Regions from separate parts of the Homo sapiens genome. Here region 2 is linked to region 1. The links are chromatin loops, found by intact Hi-C in ENCODE. Cell type or tissue: ascending aorta. All regions are shown on one strand. Links, peaks and the distances in the headings refer to the core of each region. The heading gives the core; the rest is flanking DNA.

Evidence for each region. Hi-C counts contacts between places; a loop is a spot of excess contacts. Peaks named below come from ENCODE experiments on the same cell type or tissue, not always from the same donor. Only the 100,000 strongest peaks of a DNase experiment are listed, where the experiment ranks them.
Region 2: a loop joins it to region 1, with 3 times the contacts of the local background. A loop is called at or near these places in 3 of 110 quality-filtered maps.

Annotation. Positions count from the first base shown.
Region 1 is chr3:104,547,539-104,555,885 of GRCh38, forward strand. LOC105374021 (a long non-coding RNA gene) reads right to left here. Exons shown (of 6, transcript XR_007096271.1): 1 at 8,328-8,347; 2 at 2,075-2,149. Among named protein-coding and RNA genes, the nearest start is that of ALCAM, 820 kb to the right of the region's middle. In ascending aorta, for the core only: no CTCF peak of the experiment used is centred there; no DNase peak of the experiment used is centred there; H3K4me3 peaks cover 773 bases; H3K27ac peaks cover 6,056 bases.
Region 2 is chr3:104,493,410-104,501,756 of GRCh38, forward strand. No RefSeq gene overlaps it. Among named protein-coding and RNA genes, the nearest start is that of ALCAM, 870 kb to the right of the region's middle. In ascending aorta, for the core only: no CTCF peak of the experiment used is centred there; no DNase peak of the experiment used is centred there; H3K4me3 peaks cover 328 bases; H3K27ac peaks cover 4,675 bases.

The sequences.
Region 1 (8,347 bases), core at 289-8,288:
AAAAGCATAATTTGTAAGTCCATTTATTAGAATGTTGAAACTATTATTTCCAGAGTTAATTATTTGTTTAAATGAGAGATTCAGCCTTGATTTTTAGTGCTTACAAGTAAATGAAATGTTTTTGAATTTCATAAACATACTTAAATATTACATCTATTTTTTAACCAAGGAAAAATGTTCAGCCAAGACTTTCATGAAATTATATCTCTTTTGAGATATGACTTAACCTAAAGAAATAAATAATTAGCCTGTACAGGAAAGAGGTAAACTCCATTAGTAATTTTATAAATTTACAAATAACACCTCTATACTGGAAACATTCAAATTTGCATCTACAACCTTACCATTCTCCTGAGCTCCAGTACTTTATTTCCAACTTCTTCCCAAATATGTGTAGATATTAAAAAGTCAACACGTTAAAAGGCAAAATTTTTTACTTTCAGTTCCACAAAAATTCTTTGCTTCTTTCTCCTGCCTGCACTGCTTGCTTATTATTGTTGTTGTTGTTTTAAAAGAGTACACGTTCTTTTAACAATATTATTATTCTATCAGCCATCAGGAAAAAGAACATTATCACCACCTCCATCCCCCCATCTAATCAATCCTATTCATCTCCATTACTCTCTCCTACTCCAAAGCTTCATTTTCTGTCTTCTGTATACATTGAGAAATCTTCCATATTGCTTTTCCCAGCCAGTCTCTTTCCTTTCAAATATGTTATGAACAACACAGTTAAGTTTCTACATCCCTACTCAAAGTCTCTACTACTTAATATACAAATCGCAGAGTCTTTTACTTGTCATTAGGTTTAATCCCTACCAAGAATCAGCATGGGTTGCTGAAGAAACATGAATGTGGAGAAATTCGTTCAACAACCTAGTAGACGCCAGGGACTAACTACCCTGTGCACGCGAATGTAGCATGAGTTAAACTGAAGTGCCATTTCTCCTTACAAAGCCTATAGTCTGTTGGCAAGCTAATCTGTGTTTTTAATTTTGCTCGCTCATTCCTAGCTGAGTGACTGAACAAATGACTGAATTTCTCGTCTAAGTTGTTTGTTCTATAAAATGATGACTAAGGGGCGTAAGGAAAAGGGAAATATTTACCTCATGAAAGTGTCATTGTGACTTAGGCCTTATATTTATTGAATCCTCATGAAGAAGGTACAATATTACTCCCATTTTACAGATAAGACAATTAAAGTTTGAGGATATCTGGGAGTAGGTATTTAGGAGCTTAATAGCCCGTATACTGTCACTTAGCTAGTAAGTAGAGAAATCAAGATCCAAATCTGTATCTACTTGACTCTAAGCCCACATTTTTAAGTCTCTGTGTTATGGGTCTTGTCACAGGCAACTACCTTGTCATGATGCTATCTTAGCTGGCCTATTAAAAGATAAATTTATTAAAAGCATAAATTACCTGTTGCTAATCTCTATATCCCCAGAACCTCATCTAAGGTCTTGAATATGACAGAAGTCAAATACATACTTACTGAATAAATAAATGTCTGAATGATGGAATGAATTTAAACTTGTAGAATAGAAAGATCTGGGAAAATGTGAGGGGAGGGGGATCTATCAGTTTTTCTGCATGCATCTTCCTCTCTAAGCAGCACAGGCAAAAGTGAAATGGAAGGAAAAAAGAGCTATAGACCACGATGAAGATGATTAAAGAGAGTACAGAGCAGCTGTCAAAGCAAATATCAAGCAACATTAATAACTTTACAGCTCACCATGAGGCTGTCTCAAATATTTTCAAGAAAACAGGATCCTTGCTGTTGTACACAGTAAGTGAGACTAATAATCAAGTGCAGACTCACAGACTCTTTTTCACTGGCCACCATGAGCTGCAGAATTAAAAAAATATTACTAAAAAAGACTCTTAAACTAATGGAAAAATACATGACTCAGAGGAAAATATTATTGCATTCTTGGTATTTTAATTTGGGGCAGAGTTGATAAGAAACAAGATCTACGATGTTCGCCACTTATTATCTAAGTTGTTTGAATAGTCAGACAATATCCCCAAACTTCTGATGCTTATCCAAAAATAACTGTGTTGTGAGTCTTACCAGTAAAATGCTTCGTTACTCCCAGGAACTTATTTTGCCAGTATTTCAATCTATCCAGTAGATTAGAAGGATGATCTATGTGGATAAAAGTGAAAATTTGAAATCAAATGCTAGTATCTGTTCTAAACATGAATTATTTACTTAAAATAGTATTTTTTAAGTGACAGTGATTCTACACATAAGTTTCTTGTGACCTGGTCACAAATTAGGTGCATGGTTTCTTAATTATGGTGTTTATTAAATCTGTTTATTTGCTTATTTACACATTTATTCACTGAGCATAAGCTTTTATGGGTTTTGTTTTGTGACATCTGTGCATCCCTGTATGCAGGTAATAGGAGCCACAAAGAAAACAATAGATTTGGTTTCTAGTCTCATTGAACTAACATTTGCAATTTGTGGGCATTAGGAATAAAAAAGCAAACAGTTTTAATTATGCATTGATTTGGAGATGTGAAAACCCAAATATTATCACTATGCTCAATTTCTACTACTGTTTGATTTTTGGATAGAAAAGATAAGAAAACAGCAAGAGAAAAAGTAGATAAGTGAATAAAAAAATTAAGCTAAGAAAACTTGTAAATTAAGTAAAATAAAAGGGATCATGGCGTAAAGACAAGTTATAGTGGTACTGAACAGTGGCTCCTATGATTCTATAAAAGGTAGAGCAAAATTAAACTGCAATGTGTACACCTTTGATCTTTGTCGGAAGTAATCTTATTTATCTGGTTCTTTCTTATACTTCAAACCTCAACTTAAATGTTGTTCTTCTGAAGAGACTGACTCTAACTCAACTTTCTAAAGAGATCCACTTACAACCATCCAAACAAAGCTACCATCACGTAATTAGTCATTGGTTTTAGTTTTTCACACTAAAATATTTGCCTCATGAAGCTTCAGATACTGCCTTTTATGTTCATCTCTGTATCCCTTGGACCTGGCACATAGTAGGAGCTCAGTAAATAGTTGTTGAATGATAAAAAAATGAATAGAGTTCTAGCCTATTTTTTTCACAAGATGATGTCTGTTTCTAACTGTTAGATTTTTTTTTTTTTCTATTCTATGCTGTGGAGCATGTACTTAAATGTTAGGACATAATATTTATTTTTAGTTTCTGGGTTTCCAAGGACTCAAATATCCTAGGACAGAACCACATATTCCTGTAACTGTAAGGAAGGGTTGTCAAGTTTTTATCTAATATCTTTGCATAGGAAAGTTCTATACCAGCTTTACAACTGTCATTCAGCATATTTACATAACTTTGAGCATACTATATGGAATCCACTTGGTGGTCCTCTCCCCAACTTTGCATTTTTAATGCCAAAATTTACAAAGAAAAAAAAGTTAATTTGTAGAAGGTAGATTAGCAATATGTTCAGAGAAAAAGACCTGGCTTGGATAAAAAGGTACCTCAGAACTCAAGTCTGAATCAACGTAGTTTTGAAATCAGTAATCACTTCAGTAACTAGGAAAGCAAATTACATATTTTTAAAAATCTGAAATGACCAGTAAAAGACTGATGTAACAAAGGATGCTATTAGAGTTTCAGAGACTGTCAAGCTAACAGTTTCAAACACTCCTTAGAAAAATGAAACAGCCAGGCACAGTGACTTACTCCTGTAATCCCAACATTTTGTGAGGCCAAGAAGGGAGAATCAGTTCAGCCCAAGAGTTCAAGATCAGTCTGGGTGACATAGGGAGACCCCAACTCTACAAAAAAAATTTAAAAAATTAACCAGACATCGTGGAGCGCACTTACAGTCCCATCTACTCGGGAGGCTGAGGTAAGAGGATCACTTGCAGCTGGGAGGTCAAGGCTGCAGTGAGCTATGATCACACCACTGCACTCCAGCCTGGGAGACAGTGAGACTGACTAAAAAAAAAAGGAAAAGAAATGAAACTCTCAAGGATTTTTTACCTACCGGTTAGGACCAAAAGAATTAAAGTAAACTGGTTTATTCTGACTTAGCTGATCTTTAACAATATACATCTGAAACAAATTGCTCTGATTTGGTCAACTGAATCTCTTAACATAGATAAAAACTTTTTAACCAGTGATATTTCTTTCAATTTACATTTTTCTTTTTATACATAATGTGGCAGGAAATGGTTAATTTAATGGCTATTCAATTACCTAACTTTAGATGTATGTAAAATGCTAATATGCTAATTCCTAGATCCTTAATCTTCTGCAATAAGATTCACACTAGTGACATGTCTTCTGTTTATTATTTTTGTTTTTTTCAAAACTGCATAATTCAAACATTTGAAATGTCCATCTATGACCTCAAAAGTAAGGATGAAGTAGAAATGTTCACTTGTTTCAAGAGCAAAGAGAAATGAGAGTATATGTTACTTACCAAAAATTTACTTATTGTGTGATAAGTAAATGAAAACACCCTAATTGCTCTTCATATTTAGGGGAAGATAGGATATTATATGTTTTATCAGTTAGCTTTGGAATAATTAAAAGTATAGATCAGAAAAATATATAGTTTATTTGTTTGAAATGGATCATCCCTGAATATACAGCTAATCTAACATATTTGTGATACACATTAGGTAAAAGATTAGTTGTAAGAAGTAATTTGAAAACAGTATCTTATAGGGTTTCAATGAGATTTTTCTGAAAAGGATATTTTATGCATGGACTTGAGCAAACCTGGATACAAAGATGTCAGATTTTATGTCTTTACTAGAGAAAATGATGCCAGTTCAGAAAGGACAGAATATTTTTCTTTAGGATATATTCCTTATTCTCAGAATAAAACAAGAATCTGGGGAATATCTAAACATATTGAAAAAAACTCTTCCTTTTACAGTTTTTGATCTCTGTGAGAACTATCTTACTATTGTTTTTAGTAGCCACAGAAACCAATGTTCCCTTTTTCTTCTTATCTCTTCTCTTAAAAATAACAAAAGACACAACATTAACTTTTGTGGATCATATTTGATTTACCTCTTTCCAGATATCAAAAGGTTGTGAATTTATTTTTTAAATCAATTAAAACTACATGAAAATCCTATCCCTTCTGTTCATATGGTGAGGAATGCCTAAAGCCAAAGGATATGGGGAATATTAGATATGCTTTTCTAAGGAAAAAATAGTAAGACAAAATGGCCTGCCTGAAGTTAACAGTTTATAGATTGCAAAAAGGCACAGACAATTAAAAGATGGAGCTACTTAGGGCAAATTACTTGCAATCAAGCTGCAGCTAAATGAGCTTCTTGATGAGGAAGCCAAATTTATGTTGTTTCAAACCAGGGAGAAACATTAAAGAAGTTGAAAGGTGAGCAAAATGTTAGTACAATTGGATCCAGATAGGTTGATAAGGGAAGCTGTAGAGGCAATTAAAACGCTGCCTCTGAAATACATACACATAGGTACAGACACAGACATACACGCACACAAACCAATACACACAAAACATCCTCAAATAGAAGACTGTATGATTACATACACCTTCAGCCTTCATTTATGTTTTATGTGGATGCCCCTTCTTATCACAAAAACACTGCGGCCTGAGAAGCTCAATCACAGAATATAATCATTTTCCTTTTCAATCTGCAATTTACTACAGACATTTTATTTGAAAATGAGGTATTGTTTAAACTCTAAACCACAGTGTTTTCATTTTTTCCCCTGCCCTAAATTATCCCTTGGCAGCTCTCTGAGTTGATTTTTAAAGAATATGTTTTATAATGAATTCAGAACTTCCACAAAGCACAAAAGCCATGTGAAAGCTTCAAATGTGAAATATCACATTTCTTTCTTTGTTGCTCAATATCCATTTTTGCATTCAGGGCTGTATGCATCAATTTCACTGAAAGCAGGGTATTGTCTACATCTATCTGTCTGAATGAGATGACTTTCAGGACTTTGTAATTTTGAAAAGGTCTTCAAGCCAGGCTATCCTTCATCCCATTTCTGTTGCATTGGAATGTTAGACATAACAAGGTAGACAAAGGAAAGATATAATACAGATCCTTATTGACAGTCAGCAAGTACAAGTATATGTAGAAAGAGATAATTTTCTGCTGGCATTTTCCCTTATCTCGATTCTCTTATCCTTTCATGCATTATGTTTTGCATGAACAGAATCGGAAAAAAATTGACAGCCTTGTATGAAGTACACCAAGAAAGCTTTCTCCTTCAAAGATCTTTTTAGGATATAAAAACTCTCTAAGATTTAGTAACTAAGAAGGACAATAAATGTCCATACTTAGAGCAACAAATAAAAATGTGATTCTGATGCTGACATAGTTTTTTTATAGTTGAAATGTAACCTTGTCAACACTGCCTGGCCAGTTCTGCCATTGAAAAATGGCCCAGGAAAATGCCCAAATGCCAACAGTGGTAGTTATGGATTATTTTCCTATCTGATATTATTCAGCTACATCTGCTGTTTAGTGGAAGCTAAACAGAAAATACTCCATAGGATACTGAGAAAAAATTGGGCATTGAAAATATATTTGTGTCTTTTTTTTCTTCCTGTGAGTTATAAATTTTAAATGGCATATGTAAAGCATTTAGAAAAGGTGTCTCAATATATTGAACATTGGCCAAAGAGGCCTCCAACAGCTAAAGTCATATCACCTGAACGTGATGGGATTTCCAAATTCCCCCTAAATCAGTCTGGTTAGGAGAGCTTAAAGGAAATAGGAATATACATACACAAGAAAAAGTTCATTGTTAACCACCCTATTAACTGTTAACTGCATGCCAAAAATTGGGCATAAGAGTGACTTAAGTCTTAATGACATTTTCAAATATAAGCTTAATAAGGCAAGCCTGCTTTTAAAGATTAGTGAGAAGTAACTGTATTAGTGAATTTTCATACTGCTATAAAGAAATACCCAAGACTGGGTAATTTATGAAGTAAAAGAGGTTTAATGGAATCATGGTTCCACATGGCTGGGGTGGCCTCACAGTCATGACGGAAGGTGAAGGAGGAGCAAAAGCACATCTTACGTGGCAGCAGGCAGGAGAGCGTGTACAGGGAAACTACCCTTTATAGAAACCATTGGATCTCGTGAGACTTATTCACTATATCACAAGAACAGCATGGGAAAAACCCATCCTCATGATTCAGTTGCCTCCCACTAGGTCCCTCCCATGACACATGGAGTATGTGGGAGTTACAATTCAAGATGAGATTTGGGTGGAGACACAGCCAAACCATATCTGTACCTGACCAAGTACCTCTCAAGTTTGAGGCAGCTACATAACCAACAGATGAAGTCTTAGTAAAAGCACAGAACTAGAGTTCAAGTGACCTGGTTTGCACCCTGAGTGCCATCATCATCAAGCATGAAAACCTTATGCAGATCAGTTCACCTTTTTTGGGATGCTTCCTCATTTATAAAATGAAAGATTTTAACTGAGTAATTGCTCAGATTCCTAGAACTGTGTAACTCTAAAAAGATTTCCATAACCCTAGGTTATTTTTTCCTGGTTAACAAATTTTTTGGTTAGACAAAAACAACAATAGCTTATACATCATGTAAATCGTTGTTTCTTTGTGCAGAATTAGGGGCTATATCTACCATAGGAGTAGTTGGCTCAGTGGCTAGGCCCTTGAGTCTGGAGTAAAAGGCTACAGCCGAGACAGTCTCATAGTCATGTGATAAATTGCTTCTGTCTTCTATACTATTAAAGCTCTTAGAAGTTATGGCAAACTACTTATTTCACTCAGGTTTGTATTATATTATGTCAAAACATATCTATCCTTCTCCTATCACTGTGCTACTATAATGTACTTCTTTAGGGACATGACCATGCCGTTTAACTTACATCTCTCTCGCTGTACCAAATAAGACTCCCCTCACAATTTACTCAGTAAATGTTTGTGGAGTAAGATTTTCACTGGCCTCATTTCTCCAACTATCCTGCTTGGCAACTAATCCACAGTCATATAGGCCTCTTTTCACTTCTTTTAGTTTCTTAAATTTGGGCCTCCGCACCCCCACTCCAGCTCATGCTATTTATTCTACTTTTAATGATATACTGCCTGCTCGATTCCCATTCCCAGCTCCAACATTCACACTCTTCATCTTGCCCATCTTTCAGAACTCAGCTTCACTATCTCTTAGGTGACCTTGAATAAGATCTTAATACTTTTCCTTTCCAACAAATAACCCAGTTTTAATTATCTAATTGATTATGATATCACTTATTCATCACTGTGTATCAACTCATCCCAGATTCAATGGCTTCAAACAGAGAAACAAAAAAATACATTTTACTGCTTACATTCAGTAGGTTGGCCAGGT
Region 2 (8,347 bases), core at 167-8,166, 54 kb before region 1:
CCAGCTACTCGGGAGGTTGAGGCAGGAGAATGGCCTGAACCGGGGAGGCGGAGCTTGCAGTGAGCCGAGATTGCGCCACTGCACTCCAGCCTGGGCGACAGAGCAAGACTCGGTTTCAAAAAGAAAAGAAAAGAAAAAAAAAAAGAAAAGAAAAGATAAAAAAGAAATTTCAGGTGATCAACTCCCTTATTTGTTGTGGGCAGGAAGCTCAAATCAAGGAAGCCCCAGCTCATGCAGGAAAACCCTAGCTCCACCGCATAATCAGAATAAAACACCAAAGCCAATCACTTCTTGCTCTAGAAGTTTGTGTTGATTTTCCCAGAAAGCCTCATTATGAGAGCTGAGGCGGGAAGATCGCTTGAGCTCAGGAATTTCAGATCAGCCTAGGTAAAATAGCAAGGCCCCATCTCCAAATAATAATAATAACAATTAAGGAATTAGCCTATTTCTGTCCTCTTGGTACACGTGTGGCATCATCAGTCTTAATATTTGTATCAGTTGTCTATTGATACTGTAACAAATTACCGAACACGTAAACTGACTTTAAAGAGCACAAAGTTATTGTCTTAAGTGTTCTATGTTTTAGAAGTTTCACTGGATGAAAATTCATGTAGTGGCAAGATTAATGAACTTTATGGAGTCTGTGGGAAATAACTAATTGCTTTGCTTTTTCCAGCTTTGAGATATCACTTGTAATCCTAATACGATAGCTTCTTTCTGCAACTTCAAGCCCCCAGTGTTGCATCTTCAAATGTCTTTCTGACTCTGGCCCCTCTCCTTCCATATTCAACTTTATTCTTACATCAAGTCCACACAAATAATCTGGATTATTTTCCCATTTTGAGGTCCGCTGCTTAGCGACCTTAATTCTATTTCCACCTTAATTTTCCTTTATTCTATAAATTAACATATCCGCAGGTTATTAATCCTCAGAATAGATATTCCTTTTTGCCTAGGTGTCCGTAGGGTTTTTAAACTGGCACAATAGTTCACACTTGGCTTTTAATAATTTGGTAAAAGTACAGGCTTTTTTTCTTTTTGCTTTGATGGTTTCTACCTCTTTTTATATTCTCTACCAAAGTTGAAACATTTTATGTGGCTCCATTTCTCCTCAGAGGTGTTTGGTACTCTCTGAAATTCAGTCCCTCTGGCCTCCCTGCAAGCTTAGCTCTCAGATAAGCTCAAAAGTATAATTTTGTAGATTATTCTGCTTTTTCTGGTTTTTAGTATATGGCATTTACTTACAGCCTTTTAAATTTTCTTTTCTTTTATCTTTTTTCTTTTTTCTTTTTTTTTTTTTTTTTGAGTGAGAGTCTTCCTCTGTAGCCCAGGCTGGAGTGCAATGGCGCAATCTCAGCTCACTGCAACCTCCGCCTCCCAGGTTCAAGCCATTCTCCTGCCTCAGCCTCTGGAGTATCTGGGACTACAGGCGCCCGCCACCATACCCTGCTATTTTTATTTATTTATTTATTTAGTTGTATTTTTACTAGAGATGGGGTTTCACCATGTTGGCCAGGCTAGTCTCAAACTCCTGATCTCAGGTGATCCACCCGTCTCAGCCTCCCAAAGTGCTGGAGTTACAGGTGTGAGCCACCATGCCAGCCTTTTAACATTTTAAGTCAAAATGCAACCTATTTACTGCTTAAAATTCCTTTCAGTATTAACATTTGGATCCACACGCAGAATGAGCATGTAATTCAAAGTATTTATAGCTCTGTGACCTCACTCTATGACTAAAACTATGTTTTCTCCTCAAGTAATAATAGCACACATTTATGGAAAAATTAGAAGATCCATGAACAGTGCTAATTGTTTTACATGCATTATTCTCATGTAATCAGCAAATCAACCCTTTGAGGAAGTGGCCTTATGATCCCCATTTATATAAGAATATCCTAAAGTGCCTATAGGCACACAGCTAGATAGAATGTGGCAGAAAAAAAAATCCAAGTTTTAAATTTCATACCTATACCCTTAATTATTAAGTAATAGAGTCCCCATTTAATAATCTATTCTTATGGACAAGTCACAAATGTCTGCCTCATTTTGTAAGTCATGACAAAGCCTAAAGTCAGATTTCTGAAATATGTAATCATACTAGATCTTTCAACAAAGGCGCCATAAATATGTGAATATAGTCTCAATCTTCAGTTACGAAAATAACCCTGGCTCATGTTTTTGTATTCCTCTTTTTAATGGGACCCCTGCCACAAGTTTCAGGTTTATGCCAGATGGTTGTAAATTGAAAAACGAATAAAAGGGGAAATAAAATATCCTTTTCCTTCTGCTCCCTGGCCACAGATATCCAATAAAAACAATAGACAGCAGATTAGTTTTGATAAGTAATTGACTTTTACCAAAGAGTATGTTACCTTAAGAAAAAATCTGACAAAAAAGTTTTATGTGACACTAGGGAATGAGTGTCCTTTTAACAAAGTAAGAGAAAAGGAACTCTAAACAAAGGTAGAACTTCTAATATATATTTCTAGTAATAAAGAGCTCAAATATCCAAATATTATGAATAAATATTAAATTATTTAATAGCTTAATCATATGACTTTTAATATAGCAACACATAATACATGTAAAATGAAAAATGTTATCTGTAAATACACCTGGACATTTTTACTCTTGTAGAAAATTGTTGCTTGACTATGTTTCATACTGCCTCATTTTCATTTTCAGATTTGAATTTTTTTTAGCTCATTTATTTATTCAATAAATATTTACCTCAGTAAACCAACTTTGTGACAGCAGTTTTCCAGGTACTGAGAATAAATCTGTAAATAAAACAACTCAATATTCCTATGCACATGGAGCGTACAAACTAGTAAGGAGAAACAAGCAATCAACAAACAATTTAAATCTATAGCCTGTCATATGGTGATAAAGATTATGGAAAAATTCTAGCAGGGAAGAACATTAAAGAGGGCAAAGGTCAGGGTACCATTGTCAATAGGATGCTCAAAAGAGACCTCACTAACAAAGTGCCATTAGTGTGAAAATCTGAAGGAGAGATAGAATAAATGCATCGGCCAGGTGTGGTGACTCACGCCTGTAATCCCAGCACTTTGGGAGGCCAAGGCAGGCGGATCACGAGATCAGGAGATCTAGACCATCCTAGCTAACACCTTGAAACCCCGTCTCTACTAAAAAAAAATACAAAAAATTAGCTGGGCGTGGTGGCGGGTGCCTGTAGTCCCAGCTACGTGGGAGGCTGAGGCAGGGGAATGGCGTGAATCCGGGAGGCAGGGCTTGCAGTAAGCGGAGATGCGCCACTGCACTCCAGCCGGGGAGACAGAGCGAGACTCTGGCTCAAAATAATGATGATGATGATGATGATGAAAATAATAATAATAATAAATAAATGAATCATGCAGAGATTTGTCTAAAGAGCACTTGAGATTTAGAAAAGGAGCCAGGCAGAATCCATGAGACAGGCACATGCCTGGCAAGGAAGCCAGTATGATTTGGGAGGGAATAGGATGTGAGGTTAGAGAAAAAAGAGAGGGCCAAAGAATGAAAATTCTTGTAGGTGACTTCTTGTAAATTCGTTGGCTTTTATTCTCACAAAGATGGGAAACTATGAGGAGTTTGAGAAGAATGAGAGTATTGGTCTTATATTTTTAAAGGATCACTCTGGCAGTGTTCATTTGAGAATAGACTCCAGTCGGCTAAGAGTAGAAGCTGACACAGTGACAAAGTCTGATGCTTTATTTTTGCAGCTTATATATGCTGGAATTTTATCTTTCCAAGTATTGCCTTATGTTGCTACTTATTTACAGCTGCATAAAATCCTTTTCTACAATGGCATCACATGATGTTCTGTGGTTTTCTTCTGTATTACAATGGATAAAAGAAACGACCCCCTTGAGGAAAGATAAATGACAAAGGTGAGTGGCAAGGTAATTACAGAAAGGTTCCCTCTATGTTTTATAAGCTTTAATTAAGTCCTACAATGTCCTCTAATGCACAAATACTGTTAAACCTATTTTGCAGAGGGTGAAAATGAGGCAAGCTGAAAAGTAACCAATCAAAAAAGTTACAAGATCAGAATTGGTTTTTTCTATGAAAAATATGCTCATCCTTTTTTTATAGATGAAAAACTCGTTTCTATCTCCATCAGTTTTTCTTACTATTTTCTTGATGCTCTGTTTTTGGCTTACAGACTTTCTTTTCCAGGAGAGAATTAGGAAGTAGGGTCATGCGAGGAGCTGAATTGAGCTCCAATAGTCATAACATGGTAGGTGAACTGTTGGAGATTAATTGCTTACTGACACTGTCACTGCTGAGCACTCAGAATGTTTTAGCTTTACTGGTTTCATTAAATGTATAGTAAGAAAATCGTTTGGGCTATTGAAAAATTATTCATATAGCTGAAAGGAAGAGTAAGGATGTGAAGAAGCAAAGTTAGTGGCAAATCCCAGATATTTTAAGGTGTTTCATTGTGAGAGGCAGTTTAATATAAAAGACATGTAAAGAATACTGACTATTGATTCTTTCCAGATTTTGATTCATTTTATAAAACTATTTTGAGGAACATGTCTTTTATGTTGAGATCTGTTTTGTGCACATGGGAGATAAGAACATAACCTAAGGTCATAGTTTAGAGCAGAAGCAAAGAAGTCAGACACCTTGTATTTAAATGTAGCTTCTGCCACTCAGTGTTTGTATTACCTTGTAAACACTACTAAACCTCTTTGTGTCTCATCTCTTCATCTATGAAATGGTAATAATTATAACATCTTACTGAGTTTTGTAAGACATAAATAGATAATATATATTCTTAGGACAAATATAATAAGAGCTCAATAAGTGTTATATGATTGGTATTATTGTCATATTCATTTAGGCATGTCCCTGCCTCAAGTAGTTTGTATTGTATCCTGAACTATAAAAATAAGGCCTTTCAAAGAAAATGTGACGTATGTGATAAAGCAGTTAGTTCTACAGAAGTTCAGAGTAGGAAAGGATGAGTAATGTGGTACAATGGCCACAGAATCATGTAGAAGGCTTTAGTTGTGAGCCAAGCCTTGAAAAAAATGTATTAGAACTGTGGTTCCAACAGATACAGTTCAAGAAGAATGGCTACTCAGGACAGAAGGAACCTGTGTAAAATTGAAACTGCTAAGGTGAGTTTTCATATTTTATAAGAGAGAGATAAAATAAGATCCTATGTTAAGGTATGATTTGACTATGGAGAACACAAGAGGCCACATAGGTGACTTAGAACATTGGAAGCTTTTGAGATCTCACTTTATTTAAGAAGTGCTTACAAAATAAAATGGCAGCAGAGTCCAGGAGAGATGCCTAGTTGCAGTCTGAATGAGCTAGTATGGGGTTGAGTCAATAAAAACCTTCCAATTGTGAGCAGCTAAAACTACAACAAAGGCAGTGGGGCGAAAAAATTGTTTAAGTTTCCCTAAAAAATTACTAAAGAGTATAATGACTGATTAGATATAGAGGGAGACACCGAGGGAAACTGGGATGAGTGACAGTGGCTCCAAAAATTTAGATAAACTGGAAAATGTTGACAGAGACTGGGAAAATATCATGAGTCACTGGAAGAAGGGGGTGAGTTGGATGGATTGGTCAGTTAAAATTTGGAAATGTTAAGATTACTATGACGGAGAGTCAAGTGGAAATTGCCATCCATTGGACTGGAGTTCAGGAAAAGTAAGATAGATATAAAAAATAATATGAAAAAGATATAGAGTTTCTATCACGTATTCAAACTAAAATAGTTTCAGCATGTTTCTAGATAGATTTTTTTTTATTATAACATTCAGAAAAGGATGGAAAAACCAGTTAAGTCTAATTATAACCTATGAACATAGGGGAAAAAACTCGTTGTCACATTAAGCAAGAATTCAAAAAATAACAAACACTTAACCAAAAGTTCTGCACTGTAAAGCCACTTTTCTTCTTTCTCAACCTAACTTGTGTGTATAAACTAAATCAGGCAGCTGAATGGGAGGATCTTTTGAGCCCAGGAGTTCCAGGCTGCAGTGAGCTATAATCGCTATAATCACGTCACTGCACTCCAGCCTGGACAACAGACCAAGACCCGTCTCTTAAAAAACAAACAAACAAAAAAAGTATAGAACGTTTATTTTTAATTTAGCACCAACCATTCTTTCATCTCTTAAGAACCTAAATAGGAACAATTCTAATAAGTAGCTGGGGCTGGAATAATAAATTGCATAAATCTATTTGGAGAATTAACATGGAAAATTACAGTGTCACAGTGATTATTTCCTTATATTTCATTAGTTGCGATCTCCACAGAGTATTTAAATAATTGAATTTGTTACTTTTAAAAATTATTTATTTATTTATTTATTTAATTTATTTATTTTGAGATGGAGCCTTGCCTTGTCACCTAGGCTGGAGTGCAATGATGCAATCTTCGCTCACTGCAACCTCCACCTCCCAGGTTCAAGCGATTCTCCTGCCTCAGCCTCCCAGCTAACCGGCGCCAGTCACCATGAGCAGCTAATTTTTGTATTTTTAGTAGCGGCGGGGTTTCACCCTGTTGGCCAGGCTGGTCTCGAACTCCTGACCTCAGATGATCCACCCGCCTTGGCTTCCCAAAGTGCTGGGATTACAGGCATAAGCCCCCAGGCCTGGCCGAATTTGTTATATTTTAAGAAAGTAGTTCTGCCCTATGGGGCTTTGAAGCAGAGGTGCAGATGAATGGAGGAGATACAGTGCTTTACACTGAATGGATCCAGCCAGCTATGGTTTCCAAGCTCTTGAGCCTGCTCTTTACAGTTTCCTTTAAAATGGTTATATTTGCTCTGGGAAGGTAATGCCAATAATCAAGCTTATTAGATGTGTACATAATTAAAGTTAATAGTCCTTGATAGGTGTCTTGAGGGCCCTTCAATGAGGAAAGGACATGAGATTTCAAGGCATGGGCTTCATAAAATCTCTTTTGGTTACTCAGATACATTCTGTAGTTTCTTTTTGTTTCAGAGTGAATTTGAGGATACTCAGACAATTAGAACATTACTGTGAATACATCCCTAAATTTATTGTTTATTATCATGTAATATACCTTATTAAAATCTCCTTGCAAATTTTCAAATTATTTCTAATGCATATAGAAAATATGGCAGATTTTTAAACATTTAAATTGCCACCAAATTAAGAATGTTAAATTCAATATTGAGAAATAATATGAATTAAAACATGTAAAATTTAAAAACTGTTTCAGACATATCCTGAAGTATTGAAATTTTCCTAAATGTTATGTGAATCCCATTTTTACAGTTAAGAATGCAGGAATTCTATTTTATGCTGATAAAAATCGATTGGAGTTCTCGTACAAAGGTGGTCCCTCCCTTCACAAATTTGGTTGGGAAATTTCAAACACCATTCTGTGAGGAAGCCAGGAAGTATTAACTTCAAACTTTTCAGCCCCATCCCACACACATATCTTCACATGAAGAAACTAAAGCACACAGTTACAGCAGATGTCACATAGCTAACAGTTGTGACCCTGGGATGTAAAATGTGACTTTTATTAAAGGCTGTTTACATATGCCCTTTGATTTTGTCACCATTTGGAATTTTTTACTGGTTAACTTTTTCCAAAGTGTCAGGCTCTTGCTATGGGTTTATTGTCAACTCTCTCCGTGATTTTCCATCCACCTCTTTACTCCCTTCTCTCCTCACTCCTGTACATTTTTATTGATTAACTATATAGAGAATTCAGCTATCTCTTTGTGTTTTCATCATCTTCTGTATATCAGAGTTTAAGCTCACATTCAGTAGTACTTACAAATTTATTTCCAGTTATAAAATGATTTCCTGCCTATGATGAATTCTAGCATTATGTATTAAAATAGCAATTCATATTTTTCTTTTCCCTACAAAATATTTAAGTATAACATCATTCACATTACTTTATCAGGATTCTGGCTAAATACATTGCTTTATATTAGTGCAGTACAGCTCTGGACAAACTGTTTTTTCTCTTTTTAGTATCCTGGAATTTGGGGGAACATGGTTGCTCACAAAATGAGTCTGGTCTTTTGTTTTCTAGATGTCCAATATGCTCAAAAAGCATTGAAATCATTTAAAGTAATATTTAAGCCCATTTATACTGACATTGCCTTAATGAATATGAGAATTCTTTGCATTTTAGCTGAATATCCTCACAGTTTTAATCTACACATTCTAAGACCCGTATAGTATTAAAATTTTCCCATGTGATGAAGCAAGAAAAATAGCTATAAGTGGGAATTATAAAATGCAAGTATGTGGTACTGTCTTGGTCCATTTGTGTTGCTGTAAATGAATACTTGAGGCTGGGTAATTTATAAAGAAAATATATTTATTC